Linked DNA regions of Homo sapiens: all the other regions are linked to region 1. A link is a contact called in ENCODE Hi-C or POLR2A ChIA-PET data. All regions are on one chromosome and are shown on one strand. Each heading gives the region's core, a stretch centred on a gene start or an enhancer-like site at or near the end of the contact. The rest is flanking DNA. Distances are from core to core; before and after follow the strand shown.

The links. Hi-C counts contacts between places; a loop is a spot of excess contacts on that map. ChIA-PET counts read pairs that join two places held with the same protein, here RNA polymerase II (POLR2A). Pooled maps may share reads with other maps.
Region 2: a loop to region 1 is called in a pooled map, with 5 times the contacts of the local background. The contact joins the promoter of TMSB10 here to the promoter of IMMT in region 1. A Hi-C loop is called at or near these places in 1 of 37 single-sample maps with no recorded cell type and 8 of 50 pooled maps. POLR2A ChIA-PET finds 5 or more read pairs at or near these places in 1 of 52 experiments (naive thymus-derived CD4-positive, alpha-beta T cell).
Region 3: a loop to region 1 is called in a pooled map, with 8 times the contacts of the local background. The contact joins the enhancer-like site here to the promoter of IMMT in region 1. A Hi-C loop is called at or near these places in 1 of 37 single-sample maps with no recorded cell type and 3 of 50 pooled maps. POLR2A ChIA-PET finds 5 or more read pairs at or near these places in 1 of 52 experiments (OCI-LY7).

What each region holds. Positions count from the first base shown.
Region 1 is chr2:86,193,847-86,197,411 of GRCh38, forward strand. It overlaps IMMT (inner membrane mitochondrial protein), which reads right to left and starts at 1,616. Exons shown (of 15, transcript NM_006839.3): 1 at 1,492-1,616. The coding sequence starts at 1,536. RefSeq lists enhancers at 1,117-1,166, 1,287-1,466, 1,487-1,606.
Region 2 is chr2:84,903,684-84,907,248 of GRCh38, forward strand. TMSB10 (thymosin beta 10) reads left to right here and starts at 1,973. Exons shown (of 3, transcript NM_021103.4): 1 at 1,973-2,035; 2 at 2,320-2,434; 3 at 2,706-2,988. The coding sequence starts at 2,335. The coding sequence ends at 2,740. It overlaps LOC105374836 (a long non-coding RNA gene), which reads right to left and starts at 3,338. Exons shown (of 2, transcript XR_940308.3): 1 at 2,980-3,338. RefSeq lists a silencer at 1,730-2,269 and enhancers at 2,236-3,435, 3,240-3,299.
Region 3 is chr2:84,938,126-84,941,690 of GRCh38, forward strand. No RefSeq gene overlaps it. Among named protein-coding and RNA genes, the nearest start is that of KCMF1, 31 kb to the right of the region's middle. RefSeq lists an enhancer at 1,384-1,893. Within about 2 kb of position 1,671, at least 13 of the 41 ENCODE cell types and tissues checked have a DNase peak (open chromatin) inside an H3K27ac peak, as active enhancers do; they include OCI-LY7, where a contact is called at or near this core.

The DNA of each region.
Region 1 (3,565 bases), core at 366-2,865:
TCTTAATTCCCAAATGGGATCCCAAAAAGTTGACTCTGAATTAACTGAAAAGGAGGTCATCCAGGTGGGCCTGGTCTAATCACATAAGCCTTTTAAATCTGGGTCTAGAGAGGAAAGACCAAAGTAAAAGAAATTTGGAAGTCAGAGAGGCAAGCTCCTGGTAGCCTGCACGAAAGCAAACATCAATGTTATGAATGGCCTCTAGAGGCCTTGAGGCAAGGAACTGTAGGCAGGCTGTAGAAGCTGGGAGCAGTGGCTGGCAAGAGGCAGCAAGAAAAGAAGTACTTCAGTCCTGTAACTGCAAGGGACTGAATTCTGCCAACAAACTGCATGAGCCTGGAAGAGGACCCTGATCTCCAAATGAGAACCACAGCATGGCTAATACTTTGCAGCCTTATGTGACCTGGAGCGGAGAACACAGATCATCCGTGCCCAGACTTCTATCCTACAGAACCCGTAAGGTCATTCATGGGTGTTGTTTTAAGCTGCTAAATTTGTGGTATTTGTTACGCAGCAATAGAAAACTAACACAGGTTCGTTCCACTTTCCTATGGAAGGGGCTGCTTCTGTTACCTAGCAGCAAATAGGAAGAGAAGCGAACTTGAAAAAACAAAGCTTGACTTTTATGATCTCTAACTCACTATTCCTAGGGATTCTGTTCAATTACTGCTTGAGTCACAGTACTTGGTTTGCTATCTACATTTTGCCAAAATATCAACTTCCTGAAAATCATGAGCAGTGGAAACAGGCTTTTTAATTTTCAATTTTAGAAAGTAACTTTGGCAATTACGCAAAACTAGAAGTAACTGGGTATTTAGGCTCCTTGAATGTCAAAGTAGTCCCAGCGCCTGGAGACACAGATCCCTGCCCTAATCTCAGAAATGAGCCACAAGGTCATGACTCCTGTCTTTCCTTGAAGACCAGGAGTTTCAGCTCCACAAATGAAAATCTTTCGCTTTTGTTTGGATTAAGAATAACTCAGAAGTGTTCTCAGCTGCGAAAAGAAAGGCACTCCCTCCCAGATAATTACAACCTTGACCCCTAAAATGTGGACTCTCGCTAGAAGTCCAGGCACCTCCTTATTAAGGATGCAACAAGCCGCCGCTCCGCTCGTCCTGACGGGAACTGTAGTTCTCGCCCGTCGACCTTCAGCACTGAAAACCTATCGCGCGCCCAACCGGCGACCCAGACGCCAGCAGCCAGGATTGGTCCTGGACGGGGGCAGCGCGGCCCTGATTGGACTACATGCCCACGAAGCCGCGCCTCCCGCTACTCTCCACACCCCACCCCGCTGCTGCAATAACCTCAAGTCATCCCAGTCCGGCGAACTCCCTGGTGGCTGCCTAGCTGCCCGCCCGGGCCTCTCCCGACGAGGGTGGCCCTGAGGCTCGCCTTTGTCCTGGAGGCTAGGCAGCGACCAAGGCTCCCCCGTTTTTCGCTGACGGTTCTAGTTCAGCCTCCTCACGCGCCTCCGGGAGCCCCAGTGCTCACCTGGGCGGCGGCGGTCACACCCGATAACTGACAGGCCCGCAGCATCTCGGTCAAGCGGACGGCGCTGCTGGTGGACTCGAGCTGCCGCGGCGGCGCGAGTTAAGTGGAGGCGTGCTTGCGTGTGTGCGTGCCCGCGTCCGCGCCCGGCGCACCGGAAGCACAGCGGACGCCACTGCGCACGCGCGGCCCCTTCTACCGTCCCCGACTCCGCGGCTCTTAGAGGGTGGGCTGTGTCCCGGCTGCGGAAACGCCAACTCCAGGCGATTGGCGCGAAGGAGGCGAAAAGGGCGGATTCCCTTTCCGGGTCGCGCCCGGGCTGCAGGTCCTTATCCGGAAGGGGTTACTAGGTGAACACTGCCGGAGGGAGAGCGCTCTGAAATCCATTCTTCAGCCGCACGTGGAAAATGGACAGCTGTGACTCTTAAAGAGAATTAAAGCAACAAAGCATCTCAGCCTGCTCTATGAGCTGGATATTTCGTAGGAAGGAGCCGATTTGGCGAAAGTTACGTAAACAATGGAATTGTCTCAGTTTGCGCCTTTGTTTCGTTTGACAGCCCTCCAGGGAGTCATAGTGATTGCTGGAGACGGTGAACTAACACTGTGGGGACCCTTGTGCTAAACGTGTCAAGTGGCACAACAAGGATAGGAACACGGGTCCTTTGGACTCCACAGCTTCTGCTCCTTCCAGATTAAGCCACACTGCTTTCTCCAAGTTGTTACTGTAGTAACATCATTTTGGCTGCAGTTTGTGGATGGGTTGGAAGATGGGAAGTCAATGCAGAAGCACCGTTGAAAGTATTCCACTGGGCAGGGCGCGGTGGCTCACGCTTGTAATCCCAGTACTTCGGGAGGCCGAAGCGGGAGGATCGCTTGAGCCCAGAGGTTCGATACCAGGCTGGGCAACACAGTGAGACCTCGTCTCTATATAGAAAAATAAACAAACAAAAAATTTAAAAAGAAAAGTAGGGCCAGGAGCTATGACTCACGCCTGTAATCCCAGCACTTTGGGAGGCCAAGGCGGGTGGATCGCCTGAGGTCAGGAATTCGAGACCAGCCTGGCCAAAATAGTGAAACCCCGTCTTTACTAAAAATACAAAAAATTAGCTGGGCATGGTGGCGGGTGCCTGTAATCCCAGCTACTCGGGAGGCTGAGGCAGGAGAATTGCTTGAGCCCGGGAGGCGGAGGTTGCAGTGAGCCGAGATCACGCCATTGCACTCCAGCCTGGGCAACAAGAGCGAAACTCTGTCTCAAAAAACAAAAGTATTCCATTGATTCTGTAATCAAAATAAAACACGTTAAATATTAAGCATGGTATTAATACTCCATGTATACTCCAGAATTAATATGTTCGTATTAATACTATTAGCATCTTATTGCAATATCGTGGAAACTAACTTTTCTATCTTCTATTGGATTTGCAAAGTATTCCAAGTCTTAACTGGGTAATTTATTACAATATGTATTCTCTCTAGAGGTAGACTGCGCTATGACTTGTAGCATGGAGAGATGGACTTGAAAATTATCTGAAAGCAATAGTTATGTTTGTATATGTTCTATGTTCTATGGTTTTTAGGGGACTACAGTAATTACATATGTTTCATATCTCTTTCACTTAGCTTCCAGAGCAGTCTCCCGTTTTCTTTAGTAATTTTAGCAATTGAATTGCTGCCTCCCTGCCCACTGCTGTCATGCCCAGTGGTGCCGGTGTGATGACTTTTCTAACACCCTTGTCTTTGAACTTCTTAATGCCAGTGAACGCTTTCATCCTGCTTCAGTCATGTGGTGCCCGTGTGATGACTTTTCTAACACCCTTGGCTTTGAATTTGTCAATGCCAGTGAATGTTTTCATCCTGCTTCAGTCATGTACGTCACAGCCACAACTTGCGCCTGAACATCATTAGCAACCTCTCTAGCTTCAAGATCTCAAACCTCAAAATTAGCCTCCCAACCCCTCATAACCTACGTGGAGAGTCCTCACTCTCCACTTGGAAGTTGTCAATATTTTTGCTTTAAAATGTTATCAGGCAGGCCAGGCGCTGTGGCTCACACCTGTAATCCCAGCACTTTGGGAGG
Region 2 (3,565 bases), core at 723-3,222, 1.3 Mb before region 1:
CCAGGCACAGCGGTTCACACTTGTAATCCCAGCTCTTTGGGAGGCCAAGGAGGGCAGATCACTTGAGGTCAGGAGTTTGAGACCAGCCTGGCCAACATGGTGAAACCCCGTCTCTACTAAAAATACAAAAATTAGCCGGACATGGTGGCACGTGCCTGTAATACCAGCTACTTGGGAGGCTGAGGCACAAGAATCGCTTGAACCCGGGAGGCGGAGGTTGCAGTGAGCTGAGATTGCACCACTGCACTCCAGCCGGGGCAACAGAGTGAGATCCGTCTCAAAAAAGAAAAAAAAAAAAAAAAAAAAGCTGCAGTGACCTGTGATCCCACCGCTGCACAGAGACCCTGCTAAAAAAAAAAAAAGAAAGAAAAAGTATCCACTCTATGCCTCTTCTTTATCTCACCTCAGTTTATGCCAAGGCTATTTTATAGATGAAGAAACTAAGGAAAAGATTTGCCCAAGGTCACACAAGCCTATGCTCTCTTCCCACTGTTCCAAACTGAAGGAACGTGAGAAAAGCAGGTAAAATCAGGAGGGGAGAAGCAGGGAGTGGTGCTCAGGCTTGTAATCCCAGCACTTTGGGAGGTTAAGGCAGGCAGATGGCTTGAGCCCAGAAGTTCGAGACCAGCCTGGGCAACATGGTGAAATCTCGTCTCTACAAAAAGAACACAAAAGATTTGCCGCTAGTGGTGGTGCACGCCCGCAGTCCCAACTGCTCAGGAGGCTGAGGTGGAAGAATCACTTGAACCGGGGAAGTCCAGGCTGCCATAAGCCGTGATCACACCACTGCACTCCAGCCTGGGTGACAGAGTGAGACCCTGTCTCAAAAAAAGTAAATAAATAAAATCAGGACCGAATTTAGGATGTCACCACCAAATCCCACTTTAAAGAGCTCGGTAATACTTCACACTTAAAAAAGGAAAGGTCAGGACAAATAAAAGAATGACCAGCCTTAACTCCGGGGCTGGTAATTTATGGAACTTATTACCTAACGGTGTTGCACAGGCTGAAAATACAACTTTTCTAAGAAAGATGTGAATAATTGCAGTATACCACTCCTACAATGGGTTAATAAGAAAAACAAGAACGTTTGTAGGCATGTGGGTCTCTATTATCCTCAAGGTTAACTTCAAGGAGGAAAACCGCACCCGCTGATACAGTGTTTCTAGGAGCTCGACGAGAAAAGGCAAACTGCGAGCCTTCTCGGGACGCCCTGTTCCCACCACAGCCCTTCACACAATGCGTCTAACAGCATTTAAGGAACACCCGCCACGCCAACGATCCTGCTGGAACCGCCCAGTTCAGGGAACAGGGGACGACTGACCAGAAGGCAACCGCCCCCAACCTGAGCAAAGAGCGCTGGAAACCTATTCCCCCCTCCCCCTACACCCCCCCGCCCCCCGCTCCACTACGGGACCCTCGGCTCGAATTCTTTTAGTGCAGGACCACCTTAGGACTCAGCCTCCCTAAGGAGAGGAAAAGTGGGGGAGGGAAGGGGACTCTGGAGGAGCAAAAGCAAGAGGCCTGGGGGCGACTGGGGTGGGGCGTCTCCTAGAGCGAGGATTGCTGCAGAGTGCGCGTGCACGCCCGCACATCCACACCCACGGCTACACATCATATCTGCACACGCACAAAACCACACACCCTCCCACGCCGGTCCCATATCCTTTCTGCGGGGTGAGCAGCAGATTCCCGGAAAGGGGGAAATGTAGCCGCAAAAGCAAAGCCGGGGGCCTGGCGCCCACTCTGGCGGCGACTACAGCCCCCACGCTGGGCACACTGCGAGCTGGGGGTGCCCGGCGCGGGAGAAGCCGCGCCCAGCCGGGCTGGTAGCCCAGCGGGGGGCGCGGCAGGGCGAGGAGCAGCCCGCGCTGCTCCCGCCCCTCGGGTGCCAGCACCGCCCCTGCTGCGGCGGGTGAGGGGCGGGGCGGGGCGCGGCGTATATAAGGCTAGGGGCGGGCGCCGCTCTTTTGTTTCTTGCTGCAGCAACGCGAGTGGGAGCACCAGGATCTCGGGCTCGGAACGAGACTGCACGGTGAGTGCGGCGCCGGGGCGGGGGGCCCACCCAGGGTGTGGTCGGATCCGGTGCACCGGGCGGGCGCGCCGCAACCGCGACAGGCGCCCTTCTCGGACCGGACGCAGGGGCCGGCGACCACGCCCTGGGACCGAGAAGAGGGGTGCGGGACGCGCCCAGATCCTCGGCCTTGGGGCTGCTCGGCACGCCTTGGCGCGAGTGCCACGTCGAGAGGCGTCGGCGGGGAGCGCGGAAGGGGACGCTGGCCCCCAGGCCCAGGTCAAGCGCCTTGGTTTGCCCACTAGGATTGTTTTAAGAAAATGGCAGACAAACCAGACATGGGGGAAATCGCCAGCTTCGATAAGGCCAAGCTGAAGAAAACGGAGACGCAGGAGAAGAACACCCTGCCGACCAAAGAGAGTGAGTGTGCCTCGGTCTCCCGCGCCCCAGCCCAGCCCCTCACCCTGCTCTTCCTTGCAAACCCACTCCTCCACCCCCCACCCCGCCGTTGTCCCCGGTGTGGGCGGCCCCGGCCACTCTTTCAGTTTCACAAAGCGCCTTGTTTCTCCCCAGCCCCAAGCTTCCTTCTAAATCCCCACACCTCGTGGGTGCCTCGCCCACACCGGGAAGCACCTCGGTTGCGGGTGGGGGTTGCAGCTCCCCTCCAGCGCCCGCTTCCCGCTCTCCACAGCCATTGAGCAGGAGAAGCGGAGTGAAATTTCCTAAGATCCTGGAGGATTTCCTACCCCCGTCCTCTTCGAGACCCCAGTCGTGATGTGGAGGAAGAGCCACCTGCAAGATGGACACGAGCCACAAGCTGCACTGTGAACCTGGGCACTCCGCGCCGATGCCACCGGCCTGTGGGTCTCTGAAGGGACCCCCCCCCAATCGGACTGCCAAATTCTCCGGTTTGCCCCGGGATATTATAGAAAATTATTTGTATGAATAATGAAAATAAAACACACCTCGTGGCATGGCTGGCGTGGTCTGAGTCTTTTAGTTGAGTATGCGTGGGCAGTGCCACTGCAGCAAAGCCCCTCGATGGAGTAGAGTTCCTGCCGCAAAGGGGAGGAGGTGGGTCGCAGAATGGGCTGACTCGGAGGGAGTTTTTAATTTTGGCTTTACCTGCTTCTCCGTAAGATTTCATGACTTGTTAGCCACTTAACTCTTGCTCGTAAGCAATCTGTGTAAAATTTAACCCCACTTTGTCCCCAGGTTGCGTTGGAAAATGCTTTTTCAAAAGAGCAAGGTTTGCTTTTGATAAGCTTCGAAAGCCCCACTGTTTCCCTCTGGCCTCCTCCTAGCTGACTCAGAAGGGAACACTGATTTTAAAGAAAGAAAAGACAATCTGGAATGTTGGAAATTGGGTGAGGTCACAAAGTCTCCGGAAGCCTTTCTTCGGGAGCTTAAAACAAAGGCGGGATCTAGGGATACAGCAACGGGAACGTCAGAACTAGAAGAACCAACACTAGAACTGGGGGAGGGGAGGGGGGAAGAGCTTTTGTCTTTTAACCCTAGTTCAGAACCTCCCACAAAAACATTAGCCATTAG
Region 3 (3,565 bases), core at 421-2,920, 1.3 Mb before region 1:
GAAACTCCATCTCAAAAAGAAAAAAGAAAAAAAGAAAAAAAAAATTCAGAGCTTAAAGAATTCAATGCTTGCCAGAGCTGGGCCGTATATTTGACTCAAAGTTTCCTAGCAGCCTGTGTGAAAAGGGAAATCTGATTAGTTATGCAGTTTACAATAACTATGTGATAAAGGCAAACTCTTGGCCGGGCATGGTGACTCACACCTGTAATCCCAGCACTTTGGGAGGTCCATGTGAGAGTCCAAGAGTTCAAGACCAGCTTGGGCAACATAGTAAGACCCCACCTCTACAAAAAATTTTAAAAATTAGCAGGGTGTGGTGGCACACGCCTGTGGTCAGCTACTCAGGAGGCTGAAGTGGGAGGATGCCTCATGAGCTGTGGTCACACCACTGCACTCCAGCCTGGGAGACAGAATGAGACCCTGTCTCAAAGAAAAAAAAAAAAAGGCACACTCCTGAATCTAAAGAAGTACAACTCTTTTTTATATAAGACCAGAAAAAAAATAATAAAACTCTATCCTGGAGTTTCTTATAAAGATGACACGTGTGATTTATTACTCATTTAAAAAGTGAAACCAGAGGAGAAACATCCTGAGGTAAGACTTTAACTGAACCCTTATGTGGTATAACAGACCTTATTTTTCATTTCATCACGCTACATGCTAAGTTAGAAACAAGTTCCCATGCATGTTAGGGTACATTTATATTTATGCCACAGTGTCAGAGTCTACACAGTTATTTTTTTCTTTTTTTTTTTTTTTTTTTGAGACGGAGTTTCACTCTTGTTGCCCAGGCTGGAGTGCAATGGCACAATCTCGGCTCACTGTAACCTCCTCCTCCCGGGTTCAAGCAATTCTTTTGCCTCAGCCTACTGAGTAGGGATGCCCGCCACCATGCCCAGCTAATTTTTGCATTTTTAGTAGAGATGGGGGTTTCACCGTGTTAGCCAGGCTGGTCTCAAACTCCTGACCTCAGGTGATCCGCCCACCTCGGCCTCCCAAAGTGCTGGGATTACAGGCATGAGCCACCTCACCCAGCCGTGTCCACAGTTTTCTAGTTTGCTGAGCTGCGGACCCACCAGCAGGTCTGCAGGGAAGGGATGTTCCTGGTAGAGCTCCTTAGGCCTCCCTCAGATCCATGGGATGCACTGGGACTGTTCCTTTAGCTACACAGATACATGACCATGTTCATCCTCTGCAGTTATTTAGTTATTACCCCAATCTTTCAGTGAAGTCTCTGCTAGACAAATGGAGTTGTAAGGTGACCTTGGTGTGACGGCAGGGGTAGTGATTATGATGGTGGTGATGTGAAAGGGTAGTGGTGAAAGTGAAGGGGATGAGGGTAGGGGTGGGGGGTGGTTACTTAAGGCTGCAGTCTGCAGTCTACTGCCGTGGCTGCTGAGAACAGTCTCTATTTGTCTGCCGTCAGTCTATCCAGATCCTTCTACCTGGGGGAAGATCTGGACTGGCCAAGCCTGGTCACATGGCAGCAACCAGGTTGCAACCAACAAAATTTCCTCTCTGGAGGGAAAATTAATCTAGATTTAGAAACTGCCAAGAGCTGGGTTTCTCAAGCCACCTTGGCCTTGAACTTCCTCCAAGGGCGGTCATCAGCAAGGGTGTAAGAGGTACTTGGGAGCCTGCAGTTGGTGGAGCTGAGATGGGTGTGGAGACCCCGCCTTTGTGATGGCCTGCAGGTTTCAGTTTTAAGCACGTGGCTTTAAAGGGGACTTTCCCCACCAGAGGAGGAAGAACTGACAATTGGAACAGCCCCTGAGCTTAACAAACTTTGCTGAAAGCAGCTACAATTGTCAAGCAATAAAGACTGAGATGGTAGAGTGTCCACACAGCTGCCGGCCGCTAGAGCCAAGACTGAAATCCAGAACCTTAGCCTGACCAAACCGGGAGTTCGTGAAAGCACAAAGCCTTCTGTGGGAAGGAGAAGGGAAATGAAAGCTAATATTAGGCTAAGCAGTTGTTGATAACGTTAAAAGTTTATGCCAAGTCAATGTGAAGAAAGAAATGACCAAAGATGGGCTTTCTGGTGGAGGAGATAAAGGATCATTGAGATGAAATGAGACCAGCATACCTTCCCTGAGATGCAAATTGCCCTCACCCCCCAATCTCAGCTAGGGAGACTGGGGGAGGGAGCTCTTTAAAAAATCAGGCCAGGCACAGTGGCTTGCTCCTGTAATCTCAGCACTTTGGGAGGCCTAGGTGGGCGGATCACTTGAAGTTAGGAGTTTGAGACCAGCCTGGCCAACATGGTGAAACCCTGTCTCTACTAAGAATACAAAAATTAGCAGGGTGTGGTGGCGCATACCTGAAATCCCAGCCTGTGCAACATGGCGAAACCCCGTCTCTACTAAAAATAGAAAAATTAGCCAGGCACCTATAATCCCAGCTACTTGGGAGGCTGAGGCATAAGAATCACTTGAACCCAGGAGGCGGAGCTTGCAGTGAGCCGAGATGGCACCACTGCACTCCAGCCTAGGCAACAGAGCGAGACTCCGTCTCAAAAAAATAATAAATAAGTAAATAAATAAACAAAACATAATAAGTTCAAAATTCCAATGGTAAAAAGAATACACAGTGGAGTTTCCCACTCTGGGACACCCAGTTCCCTTCCCCAGAGGATCTACTGGTTTCTTTTGTTTCCTTCCAGAGCTAGTTTATACATATACAAATTATATGAGTGTGTATGCATATATATACTTTTTTCCTTTTTTTCCTACAAAAGGCAGCATATTATTAATATAACAGGGTTCAGATACATGCTTTTTCATATATCAGGATATCTTGGAATGATCCAGATCAGTACCTAAAGAGGTTCCTCTTTTTTTTATAGTTGCATAGTATTTCTTTATGCAGTTGCACCATCATTGTTATTTATGTTGAGCACAGAGGTTACTTCCAGTCTTAGTTATTACCAACAGTGCTGCCATGCAACACCTTATACAAATGTAATTTCATACACATGCAAGGAAAGAAGCAGTCCTAGAAGAGAAAATGGTGGCAAAATTTTGTTAGTTATTGCCAAATTGCCCTCCATAAAATTTACACCAACTTTACCCTCCCATTTGCAATACAGGGCGGTGCTCCAGGTGTGAATGGAGACGACTTCGAGCTCACTGTGCTGAGAAACTGCTTTTCAGAGGGCTTCTACAGAGCCCACAGGTGAGTGAGCCCCTGGAGGAGGGGGCAGCTCTCTCCTTCCAAAGCTCTTCCTTTATACCTTTCTCATCTGAAGTTATGAAATTCACCATGGTCATTTGTTTAGTCACTCTCCCCACTCTGGCTGTGAACTTCTTAGGAGCTAAGATTTGGCTTTATTGGCCAGTGTGGTGGCTCACGCTGTAATCCCAGCACTTTAGAAAGCCGAGGTGGGTGGATTGCTTGGGCTCAGGAGTTGGAGACCAGCCTGGGCAACATGGCAAAACCCCATCTCCACAAAAAATATAAAAATTAGTCAGGTGTGGTGGCTCACACCTGTAGTGCCAGCTACTCGGAAGGCTGAGGCAGGAGGATCACTTGAGCCCAGGAGGCTGGGGTTGCAGTGAGCCAAGAT